3 separate regions of the Mus musculus genome follow, and all the other regions are linked to region 2. Evidence: chromatin loops called from intact Hi-C (ENCODE). Cell type or tissue: heart. All regions are shown on one strand. Region 1 holds the start of Mir7056 (microRNA 7056). Region 2 has its middle 15 kb from the start of Gm32031. Region 3 has its middle 18 kb from the start of Ptpn5.

Region 1 (4,000 bases), 58 kb before region 2:
CACCCATCACCTCCATCATCACCCCAACAGCTCTAGGTTCTTTTCCATTCCCAATGTCTGCTGGGAACTCATGATCACAGCAGTTGTGTTTGTTAGGTAGCATTTGCCCCATGCTGTTGGGTGGTGCTTCTCGGCCCACGAGCTACTGGTTTTCCTTTTAACTCTATTTCTAATATTACTTATTTTGTATGCACACGCATATAAGTGTACAGGGCACAGTTGTGGGGGTCTAAGGACAACCTGTGAGATTCAGTTCTCTCCTCCAGCACATGAGTCCCAGGGACCCAACTCAAGTTATCACTCTTAGGAGCAAGCATCTTTACCCTCTGAGCCATCTTACCAGTCCCTGCTAACTCTTTTCGTCTTTATAAGGAAAAAGAGGTCATCAGGTAGTGACTCTTCATTTTCTGCAGTGCCTGTGACAGCACTTACTGGCTGTGATCTCAGAGGAAATGTGGGTGCTGTGGAGGAGGACAGAGAGGTTGGGCCCAACTCACAGCCTCACCTGTCTCCCACCACAGATCCTCACAGCAGGGTACGTCTGACGTCACCAGACCCTGAAGATCCTCTGAGTTCCTACATCAATGCCAACTACATCCGGGTATGTAGCTCCATCCCAAGAGCCTTCCACTAAAGGAGAGGCCTGAGCTGATGCAATCTGTCCTTCAGACTTGTCCCCCAAGCCAGTGTGGCTCCTACAAGCCCCAAGAGGAGCCTAAGTGTGGGATGGGGCCCTGGGAGTGCCACCTCCACCCCTGACCTGACGGGCTGGACTTGGGTGGCTGCAGGGCTACAGTGGGGAGGAGAAGGTGTACATCGCCACGCAGGGACCCATCGTCAGCACTGTGGCCGACTTTTGGCGCATGGTGTGGCAGGAGCGCACACCCATCATCGTCATGATCACCAACATCGAGGAGATGAACGAGGTAGGGACCCTGTGCCATTGCTCGTTGCGCCCTGCTCTGTGCCCCCACATGAAGCATCTCCTTTGCATAATAATCTTCCTGAGGATCTCGTGAGCCTGGCGTGCACTCAACTGTCAACATAAGGAAATGAGAGGTGTTGACAGTTAAGGTATACACTCAACGCCACACAAAGCCTAGCAGAGCCTGGAGCTGGCTTCTCCCACCCCATCCAATGGCTGTATTTGAGTCATGATCTGCTGCCTCCCAGTCTGCCGCTGATACGCATGTTCATGATGAGCAAGCTCATTTAATTGAATCTCCATTGTTTAAAAAAAAAAAAAAAAAGAGAAAGAGCTCAAGTGAGGAATCGAGTTTTATCCCAATAAATAAGTCCAGGTGTGGTATATGCATGCAGCCTTATCCCCAGTGCTCGGGAAGCCAAGAGACAGACAGACCTAGGCCTCACTGAACTTACATGGTGAGTTCCAGGCCCACGAGAGATCCTGTCCAAAAAACCAAAGTGGACTGCCCATGAGGAACAACACCTGAAGTTAAACTCTGACCTTTACACACAAGCACACAGACACACACACACACACACACATTATCCTATAAGATGGTATCATTTTCATTTTTCAAATGGGAGAAACTGAGGCTCAGAAATGAGAAGTAGGTCACAAGTTATGAAGTCAAGATTTCGACGCAGACTTCTAAAACGAAGCCTGTCGTCCTTGTAGACCCCAGCGGAGCAGGAAGGGATGTGGAAGAGGAGTGGGAATGTAACCCAGCCTGATCTTGGTCCTTGCAGAAGTGCACAGAATACTGGCCAGAAGAGCAGGTGGTCCATGACGGCGTGGAGATCACCGTGCAGAAAGTCATCCACACGGAGGACTACCGGCTGCGACTCATCTCCCTCAGGGTGAGGCATGGACCTAAACAGGAAAGGGATGTTGGGGAGGCTTAGTTGAGACCCCCACCTGAAAACAGTACTGAAAGGCCTACTGTAGGTGACACATCGACCCACGGCACTCCCAGCACGTACTGTTAAACAAGGGTCAATAGACTCAGACGCTAAGCCTTGCTTGCATGTGCCCTACGCCCTTTCTGTGCACTGCCGACCATAGCAGCTCTCCTCCACATCTTCCCAAGGCCAGCACTACCTGGGCAAGGAGGCTTCAAGGGCTTCCAGCATTGTCCTTATCGTAACTGAGAGTTCCTTTACGAGTTTGAGTGACAGTAATGTCCCTTCCACTGGGGTGCTGGCTTCCAGTCTGATGCACCCAAAATGTCCACCAGCAGAGGGCAGGCACTCCTTGCTGCTTTAGGACACACAGTCATGGTTACAGGAAATGGCAGGAAAAAAAGGAAAATGCACAAAATATGAGCAACACGAAGCAGCCCAGAAGGGTGGGGAAAGGGCATCCTCCTGCTGGAAAGTTGTGCCGTGTCCGGGATAAGCAGAAGAGGAGGGCTGCTCCTTTGGGGGCATCAAAAGATTCTGGTTTGGAGAAGCAGTGGGATGTATTTGTGGAGGTGAAGTCCCCTGTGATAACCCAGAAAGGTAGAGAAGTTAAGTCAAGCACCAGGAAGCTGATGCCCAATTCAGAAACAGCCTGATGCTGATGCTAACAGCCATGGGGTTCCGCCACAGAAAAGAGCTCAGGGCCTGACATTTGTCCCTCTGAGCGCCTCTGTCTCTCACTGGATGCAGTGCTGGGCAAGATGCCAGGGTGCCTTAGCCCCCACACTGTCATGGGGACAGTGTCCATATGAGCATCTAACACCAAGACTTCCTGAAAACCTTGAAAGCCGGGGGGGGGGGGGGCAGCTGCTGTCACAGCAGAGTGACCCAAGGACATGAGGAACCATCTCCCAAGTAGAGAGGCTAGGAGACAGGCTAGAGAAGAACCAGGGTGTCTGGGTTTGAGGGTGTTTCCAAGCACCTGCTTTGTGGTTCCGGGTCGAGTACCGGGGGCATAATTGTGTCCTGGATTGTTTCTTCAAGGAGCACCTGTAAGATGGTAAACACCAAGTAGTACAGGCAAGAATACAGAAGGGCAGTATGCCAGATGGCGTGCTCTGGGGTGAGGTGCCTGGCAGTGCTGTATGGGGTCCTGGAGGACTGGTAAGGGGTGACTAGTAGGGGACAAATGGAAAAGCTTTCCCATACATAGAAGGAGCAGCTGTGCATGCAAGCACACGTTGCCTGGATTGTGTCCTCCCAGGGCAGGAAGGATGATGGAGTGAGGAAACTTCCTGGGGTCTCTAAGGATATGAATCACATCAAAGGGGTGAACTCCTGCCCCATCTTCAAATTCTCACACAATGGAAAGGAGGTTTCAACATACGAAGTTGGGGGAGGAAGCCACCGCATTCAGTCCACAGTAAAGGGTTTCTTGGTTTGGTGTGGGATTAGAGGCCAGAACTCTCTTACTGAACTACATTCCCAGCCCTTTTTTCACTCTTTTGTTTGTTTTGAGACAGTCTCACTAAGTTTCCAAGGCTGGCCTAGAACTTGCACTGCAGACCATGCAGGGCTTGAGATTGTGATCTTTCTGCCTCAGGCTTCCAAGTAGCTAGAATTACAGGCCTGAACCATCAGACCAAGCCAGGTCTTAAACACAGCGCAGGGTATCCAGATTCGTGCTGGGGAAGGATCATGTTGATGCTATGGGTCTTTGATAGTCAGGGAGGAAGAAGGTTGGATCTTCCCACCATGGGATGGTAGAGCAGAGAGGAGGCTGACAGCAGCTAATGAGGACAGTGGGGTGGGCAGACAGAGCATAGTACCTGTGTTCTTGGTCATGTGACTAAGGGGTGCCTGGGACATCTGTCAGGATAGGAACTGTCAGACAGTAATAAGTTGGAGAAAAGCCCCTTTGCTTTTCTTCGATGATTTCAGAGTTTAGAGGCTAATGCTACATGCACGCACACGTGCGCGCGCACACACACACACACACACACACACACACACACACACACACTGATCTGTCTTGTGCCATTAAGCAGTATGGTAGATGGGGGACTACAGATTCCCTACTCTCATTCCTCCCTTCCCATCTCCATCTTTGGATCAATTCTGAAAGCATTCACAT
Region 2 (4,000 bases):
GCCAAGGAACAAGACCAGTTCTGGGGAAAGCGAGATTATCTTGTGAGAAGGGGATTAAGCAGGTCTCAGTGCCTGGGCAGATGGGAGTAAGGGGTCGGCTATAGGCGAGATAGGTGAGAAGTGAAGATGCATCGGGAAATGATCCTGGCTCAGCCCACAGAGCAGCCTGAATGTGGGTGGGAGGTCACGCCAAGTTCAAAGTTTAAATGTGGAAGTGTCTGAGCACTTATTAACAATGACCTCCTGACTCCATGTTGAGTGCCCTGAGCCAGCGCTGCCCCATTTTGACTTATACTCCTTGCCAAGTCTGCATCGTTCTCTAAGGCACGGCAGGATTCTATAATTATACTTCTACCGTGGAGTACGTCATCACTAATTCACCCAGCTGCCCTTGGGTAGATGACTGGGTTGCCTGCTTTGTTTTTGTCTGGTACAGACTGCATGAATATTTATCTGTATGCCTCTGAGAATAAAGACGAGGAACTTTGCTGAATAAAACTTTGGGTTTCACCAATTTCCTTAATTAAAGGCTATATATTTTTCTGGCTTTGGGGTGGTGTGTGTGTGTGTGTGTGTGCGCGCGCGCGCGCACATAAGCAGGTGTGAATGATGTAGGGCAGAGGTCACCTGTGGGTATCATTCCTCAGGATACTGCTGTCCACCTCATCTGTCACTGGCCTGGGCAGGGATTAACTGATTTGGCTAAGCCAGCAAGCCTGAGGGGTCCACCTATCTCCACCTGTCCAGTGCTGGACTCAGCCGCCATACCTGTCTTTCTTTTTTTTAACATGTTTTTATTAATTCTTTGAGAGTTTCATACACACATACAGTGTGGATAATTTAATCACCTTTACTCGCCCCACCCTCTCTGTAACTCTGTAAGATCCACCCTCCCACCTCCTCACCCACTCCCAGCCTCATGTCTCATGATCTCTCTATTTCCCTCCAGTCTATGCTGGAGGTACATACACGCCATACACTCGTGGGTCATGGTCAACCTGACCAGAATCCTAAAGAAAACTGACCCTTCCTTCCTCAGAAGCTGCTGTCAACTGTCAATAGCTCCTCAGCCTAGGGCCGGGGACCCCAAAACGCCTACTTATGCTGGAACGTTAACAGACATGATCATGTTCAGACAACCACAGTTGCTGTGAGCTTGTGGGTGCTGCTGCATTGTTTCCTCTGTCCTCCTGACCTCCGGCTCCTATAGCCCGTCCCCTCTTACCATGACAGTCCCTGAGCCTTGGGGGGAGGCATTGTATAGATATGGCATTTATGGCTCTTGGCTCCACACTTCCTCTCTGTACTTTGACCAGTGTAAGTGTCTGCTTTAGCCACCATCCACTCATGCCTGGCTTTTGAAGGTTGGTTCCAAGGATTGGACTTGGGTCCCCAAAGCAAGCCCTTTACTGTCTGAGGCAGCGAGCTCCTCCGATCAGGTTTGACATCATTCCAAAGACGACGGATGCTGCTGTGTGCACTCGCTCTGCCTCACTCTTCCAACACTGTGATGAATTGTGCTTGATATTTTAACCTCCACAAATCTGAGATAGAAACAATTCATTGTGCTTTTACTTTCCTAAACTAGTAATGTGTGGGACAAAGCACCTTTTCATACTAACTATACAGCGTTCATTATGCACACTTATATCATGTATACATTGGTTTTCTGTGAGTTGCCACTGTCTTTTATTACATGAATTTGAGGATGTGTGTGTGTGTGTGTGTGTATGATATATATTCACTGTAGCTGTCTTCAGATGCACCAGAAGAGAGCATCAGATCCCATTACAGATAGTTGTGAGTCACCACATGGATGCTGGGAATTGAACTCAGGACCTCTGGGAGCACATTTGGTGCTCTTAACTGCTGAGCCATCTCTCCAGCCCCAAGGTTTTTTGTTTTGAGATTTTGGGGGGGGGGGGGAGGGCTACATGTATTTATTTATTCGTTTGTGTGTGCATGTGAGCAAGTACATGCACAAGTGTGGAATCAGAAAACAACTTGTAAGAGACAATTCTGTCTCTCCAGGAGTCGAACTTAGGCCATTGTGCTTGGCAGCAAGCATTCTTACCCACTGAGCATCTATCTCACCTGCCCAGAAGGATCTGAAATTTTACAAGGGATCTGGAGAAGACACCTGTGCTGTTTAGTGCTCTACTGCCACCCGGTGGTCAGGCCAGGAAGTTCCACAGGCCCTCTCTGAGGTTCTCATTTCCTGATGGGAGTCACGCCCGCCTTTGATTTCTAAGTAGGATTGCTGAACCGTGCAAATCAAAATGTAGGACACTCGCAAATTTAAATTTTGGATGAATAGTAAATAACTTTTCACTTGAGTTATACTTACAGTTTAAAAAAAAAAGGAATTCACTCATCTAAACTCCAGATTTAGCTAGGTAGCCTGTAGTTTATCTGAGAATTCTCTTTCAAGGGCTCTGTAAACTGAAGTTTCAAAAAAAAAAAAAAAAAAACTAACTAACTAACTAACAAAAAGAACCAACCACACCTGTGTTGACAAGGCTGATTGACAGACTAGATCACCATTACTGAAGAGTTTGGATGTTGCAGATCTGGAACCAGAATTACCTTGGGCTATCTCCACTCTCCTAATTGCCACTTGCTGGCTATTTCCATGCCTGGCCTAACATTTTTTTCCCACTATAAGGTAAAATTTTATTATGTACTAACTTGGCAGGCCGCTATCTTCCCCTAACCCAAAAGCTAAGAATGTCACCAGCCAGCATCTAGAACCTCTCTATGTAGACCGGGCTAGCCTCAAACTCATAGAAATCCACCTGCCTTTGCCCACCCCCAAACCCCAAGTGCAGGAACTAAAGGTGTGCACCACCTTGCCTGGCAATCTGTGACTTTCTTACATTCCATAACTGTAAAGGACTCTGCAGAGCCATTCCATAATGGGAATAGATTGTTTGGAACAAGAAGAATCTGCAGCTGGGCCACGGTCACTCAAAATCGCCTCAGGAATGGATGATCTCAGCCAGGCAAACCTCTAAAAAAGACTATCTGGCCTGGGCAGAGACCTGAGACTCCAGATGGGCTGGCTCAGTCACTTTGACTAAGGGACTTCCCCAAGGAAGGGAGTTCCCCTTACACCATCCAAAAGAGGTAGGTGGAGTAATTAGTCCTTTAACGCAGTGTTTCTCCACCTCCCTGGTGCTGTGGCCCTTTAACACAGCTCCTCACTGCGCGGTGACCCCATGCTACTATTCTCGTTGCTACGTCAGAGCTGTGATTTTGCTACTGTTATGAATCATAATGTGAGTATGTCATGAGACCACTGTGGGGGTGGCAAACCACAACTTGAGAACTGTCTTCAATGCTACTGTATCGTTCCTGCCCAGTGGAGCCTGGGGGGGGGGGGGGGGGGCTGCGGCTGTGTGAGGGGCAGACCGTTCTCTGGATTACTCAGAGAAGTGTAGCCTTTCCTTCTCCTCCTCTTTTCTAAGCAAGCTTTCCTCAACACTTTGGGTTTTCCCTCAGCATTTTGGCCTCTCTTCCTCATTTCCTAATGCTTGCCTGCCTGCTTGCCTGCCATGTGGCTGCATGTCTACCATGTAGCTGACTTCTCTGGTAAGTTAAATAACATGGCTTTTTCATCCATTCCTTCCTTGCCCTTCTCCAGATAACTGCTTGCCTGCAATAGGGTTATTTTTAACTCTAATAAAATGGTCTTTAAGTTTTGATTTGAGTCTACTACTAAAACCTTTTTTTTTAAGATTTTTTTTTCAATTTTTTTGGAATGGGTGGTTTGCCTGTGCACCCCCATGTGTGCCTGGTGCCCTCTGGTACATATGCTTCCATCCAAGCATTCTTCCTGCCCTAAACCACTTCTTCTGGAGGATTCATAGCAACACAGCCCATAATGCTTCCATACTAGAAACTGTTAAACACGGGGCTGGAGAGATGGCTCAGCGGGTAAGAGCACTGACTGCTCTTCTGAAGGTCCTGAGTTCTGAGTTCAAATCCCAGCAACCACATG
Region 3 (4,000 bases), 130 kb before region 2:
TCCATATGCCCAGCCCCAGGAACACGAAAACTCAGTGCTGATTTTATTACTGCTCACACCGCCCATGTCTGCCCACAGACTCATTCTCCCATTTCTAGACTACCTGAGGTTCTCATCACAGCAGCTGATGTGCGAGAATGACAATAGTTGTTCCATGGTTGGGTGAGGACCACAGCCACACCCAGGATGCCTCTGCCCGACCTCTGCATCTCTGTCAGGTTCTCTCTATGAGCAAAGGGCAAAACAGGACAGACTCATTCCTCCATTGCCGATGCTATGTGCACAGAGGCAGGACCCCCAGGACAAAGATCTCCCATGAGAGCAGGAAAAGGATTTACAGCATCTTCGTTTGGTTGTCATCTGAATGGGGGTGTCATGAACCCATCAGTGTCCGCAGTTGCAACAGTCACTCAAGAAAACCAAGAGAAGCCAAAGGTCTACACGGTATTCACTATGCCCTTTGAAGGCTGCGATGGTGTAAGTCTTCACCATCCAGAGGGTGTTATTAGCACGGGAAATAGGAGACCGCTGGATAACTGTGTTTGAAACTACACCTCCATTAAGATAGTTATGGAACGAGTTTATTGGAGAAGAACTTCAGGTCTTGGACTGAATTTATGGAAATGTTTATCTTAGCCAATAATGAGTGTGTCAGTGTCTCTCTCTCTCTCTCTCTCTCTCTCTCACACACACACACACACACACACACACACACACACACACACACACTTTCATCAGTTTGGATCTGTTCTGAAATAATGTAACAAACAACGGGTTTGGTTGTATCTTTTCCATTTACTCTAGTTAGTATCCTTATCATACAGGGCTGCAGAGAAGGCTCAGCATTTAAGTTACTAGCTGTTCTTTCAGAGGACCCTGGCTTTGCTCCCAACGCCACGTCATGATTCACAACCCTCTTGTAGCTCCAGCCCCATGGGATCTGTTACCTTCTTCTGGCCTCCACAGGCACTACACACACATGATGCACAGACACACATCCAAACACTTAGGCGCATAAAATAAAAATAAGTAATATCTCCAAAAGTTTTTTTTAATATTCTTATGATTTAAAAAATATTATCCTCCTCAAACCCCCAGCTTCTGCTACATGGCACTCAGTCAGGTTGGAAGACACCAACAAGGTCTGGGAGCCAGGAAGTCAAGCAAGGGGGTGGAGAGATGGAAGAGAAAGAGAAGCATGGGAAGAGAGATGAAACAGAAGATGTGAGTAGTGAGGAACAGCCCAAGGTGAGTGGCCTCTGCTGCCACCTGAGGACCATGGGGTCTGTGCCAATGTCCATGGCCCATGTTACCTCCAAAAACTATGTGGATATCTCTGGTCTGGGCTACCACTTGGGGCCATGTTGCTGCCCATTGGGGTAACCTACCCCCACCCATATTGTATCAACTGGCTATGAAAGTGTGTCCCTGTAATCTCAGTTGTTAACTGCTGGGCTGGCGGTGCCTGGGGCTGGCAGGATATACGGCATCGTCACTTCTATAGCTTGCTTTCTATACGGAAACATTGGTTGCCTCCTTGCCTTCCCCAAAAGATGATTCTCTGAGATTAGCATGTTAGAAAGCAAGCTGCCATGAGAGAGGTCACTTAGCCCTCGATCTGCTCAAAAGGCCACTCTAAGAGATGGACGGCACCTAGGCCAGCATCAAACTTGCCTCCACCTCTGCCAGCAAATCCTACCCAAAAGGCGAGGCTCCAGGACATCTATGGGGGCAAAATCAGCAGAGACTCCTAGCAGTTGGGGGATGTGGATCCTGAAGTGGCCACTTCCTGTAGCCAGGCAGGACTCCAAGGGGAGGGACAAGGACAGCAACCATCCCACAAAACCTTTGACCCAAACTCTGTCCTGCCTACAGGATGTGCAAGGACAAAGATAGGGCAGAGATGGAGGAAATGGCCAACTAATGACTGGCCCAAATTGAGACCCATTCCAATGGGCAAGAACAAATCCCCGACACTATCAATGATATTATGTTTGCAGATAGGAGCCTAGCATGACTGTCCTCTGAGACTCCACCCAGCAGCCAATGGAAAGAGATTCAGCCAGCTTAGACAAATTGGTGATCTCCGTGTTTATTTAGTAAGAGATCCAGGGTCGACGAGGCCTCTACACACACAGATATACATCCATACCCACATGAACATATACATACAGCACACGGATGTGAAAATTAAATAATTTAATTATATCGTTAAGAAGTTTGCCCAACTCTGATGATACTGCAAACCTCTGCTCACCTCGTTTGTAGTACATTCCATTGTCCACTAGAGGGCACACGCTGCAAATTAATGAAGGCTTGAAACACCGGACTAAAATCCAATCCAAGATTGCCAATGTTAAATGAGTATGTCACCTTATTAAAATTCTGTCATACTTACTGAAAAAAAAAAAGGTTGCCAGCCTCTACTACAGATACAGTGAGACCATATAGAAACAGCCATGGTGGCAGAAATTATCAAGCTTGGTCTGGCTACTGGACTGCTGTTCTGGGTCTGAATATCCCTAATGTCCCCAAGGTCCATATCCTAAGAGCTTGGTGTCAGGGACACGTAACTAGGAGGTAAGTGGACTGTGAGACGTGAGGAACAGTAGGAGATTGCTGGTCACTAAAGGTGTGACCTTGAAGAAAAGTGCTCTTGCTCTCTCCCCCGCCGGGTGTGTGTGAATGCGTTTGTGTGTGTGTGTGTGTGTGTGTGTGTGTGTGTGTGTGTGTGTGTGTGTGTATGTGTGTGTGTGTGTGTTGCTCCTACACACACTAGATGCCAAACAAATGACTTCACCTGACCACACACTTGAACCCCCAAAACTGTTCTTTGTAAAGTTAGCAGTGTCCCTGGCATTTCACTGTATTAATGCAAAACTAACTAATCAACCCATAAATTGTAAACAACGAAGGCCAACATGGAGGTCCCCTGTTGCAGTACCACCCTCCAAGGATGCCAGTAACCTTGGGTAATAGCTGGAACCTTGAATCCAGTGCTCTTGGTCTAAGCACGTGTCGCTCCTGCCCAGAGTGTCTTCACTAGCCATGGGTTGGTTCAAAGTCATGCTCAAAAATAAGACGAGGCAAAAAGGGTACATGAGCTGTAAATATTAAGTTTTATCTTAAAGTGGTATCAAGATACCTTCCTCTCCTCACCCTAACCCCACCCATCCAGGATATATATGATCCAGCTCCATGAAACAGCACCCTTGTTACACATATGGGACCATGCTAGTTAGACCAAGGAACCTTTGCACAACTAAAGAAGAAAACACCAGGCACAATGGAACCCACTAGTCAAAATATGTGCCACGCCACATAGGACTGATAGTGGCAGTAAGGTCACCTCTGCAAGCTGGGGAGTCCAAGGGCTCAGGCCAAGAACCAAAAAGTGGAAAGTCCTCCATGAGTAAAAGACTTGCCTCGAGAGCTCAAAGATGGAATCAGGCATGGCCCCGGCCACTATCATTCTCACAGGCTCACTGAGGGCATTGGCTCCCCACACCTGCAACTCTAGACGACAGGCATCACACAAAACAGGATGAAGCTTGCACAAGGGTACAAAGCATGAGTTTCCCTGGCCATGGACAGGATGGCTGCCCCTCTAGTCTCCTGATGTACATGCCAACAGACCTTCAAAGAAAGGATTCACCATGTTGCCAGGAGCAACACTCGTCATCATGTGAAAGGGGCAGATGGGTGTGGCCGCAGAGTGGAGACAACCAGGAGTGAGCTTATAACTGGATGTCTCTAGGTGTTTCCATCCCAAATTTAACTATAAATAGGTAACATATAGTCAGAATGGCCTGCCCAGGAGACAATAAAATGAGATTAAGACTCTCAGGAATTAGGGTTTCGTCATTCTGCCAGACCAGCCAAGACACTGACTGAAATGGGAAGAGTCCACAGTGAGCTGTAGAGAAAGGAGGTGGTGGGCCATTGGTCTCAAGACCATCTGCAGCAGTGGGAGCCGTGAGCCCCTCTGGGGCCATCAAAA

What was found. Hi-C counts contacts between places; a loop is a spot of excess contacts. Peaks named below come from ENCODE experiments on the same cell type or tissue, not always from the same donor. Only the 100,000 strongest peaks of a DNase experiment are listed, where the experiment ranks them.
Region 1: it touches region 2 in a loop (7-fold over the local background); 29 of 42 quality-filtered maps call a loop at or near these places.
Region 3: it touches region 2 in a loop (8-fold over the local background); 40 of 42 quality-filtered maps call a loop at or near these places.

What each region holds. Positions count from the first base shown.
Region 1 is chr7:47,079,687-47,083,686 of GRCm38, reverse strand. It overlaps Ptpn5 (protein tyrosine phosphatase, non-receptor type 5), which reads left to right. Exons shown (of 14, transcript NM_001163565.1): 9 at 522-601; 10 at 789-926; 11 at 1,714-1,824. It overlaps Mir7056 (microRNA 7056), which reads left to right and starts at 463; the gene lies at 463-521. In heart, a CTCF peak has its summit at 2,202 (motif pointing right); a DNase peak (open chromatin) is centred at 2,196.
Region 2 is chr7:47,021,897-47,025,896 of GRCm38, reverse strand. No RefSeq gene overlaps it. Among named protein-coding and RNA genes, the nearest start is that of Gm32031, 15 kb to the right of the region's middle. In heart, no CTCF peak of the experiment used is centred here; DNase peaks (open chromatin) are centred at 2,176 and 3,146; H3K27me3 peaks cover 395 bases.
Region 3 is chr7:47,149,091-47,153,090 of GRCm38, reverse strand. No RefSeq gene overlaps it. Among named protein-coding and RNA genes, the nearest start is that of Ptpn5, 18 kb to the right of the region's middle. In heart, a CTCF peak has its summit at 2,277 (motif pointing right); no DNase peak of the experiment used is centred here.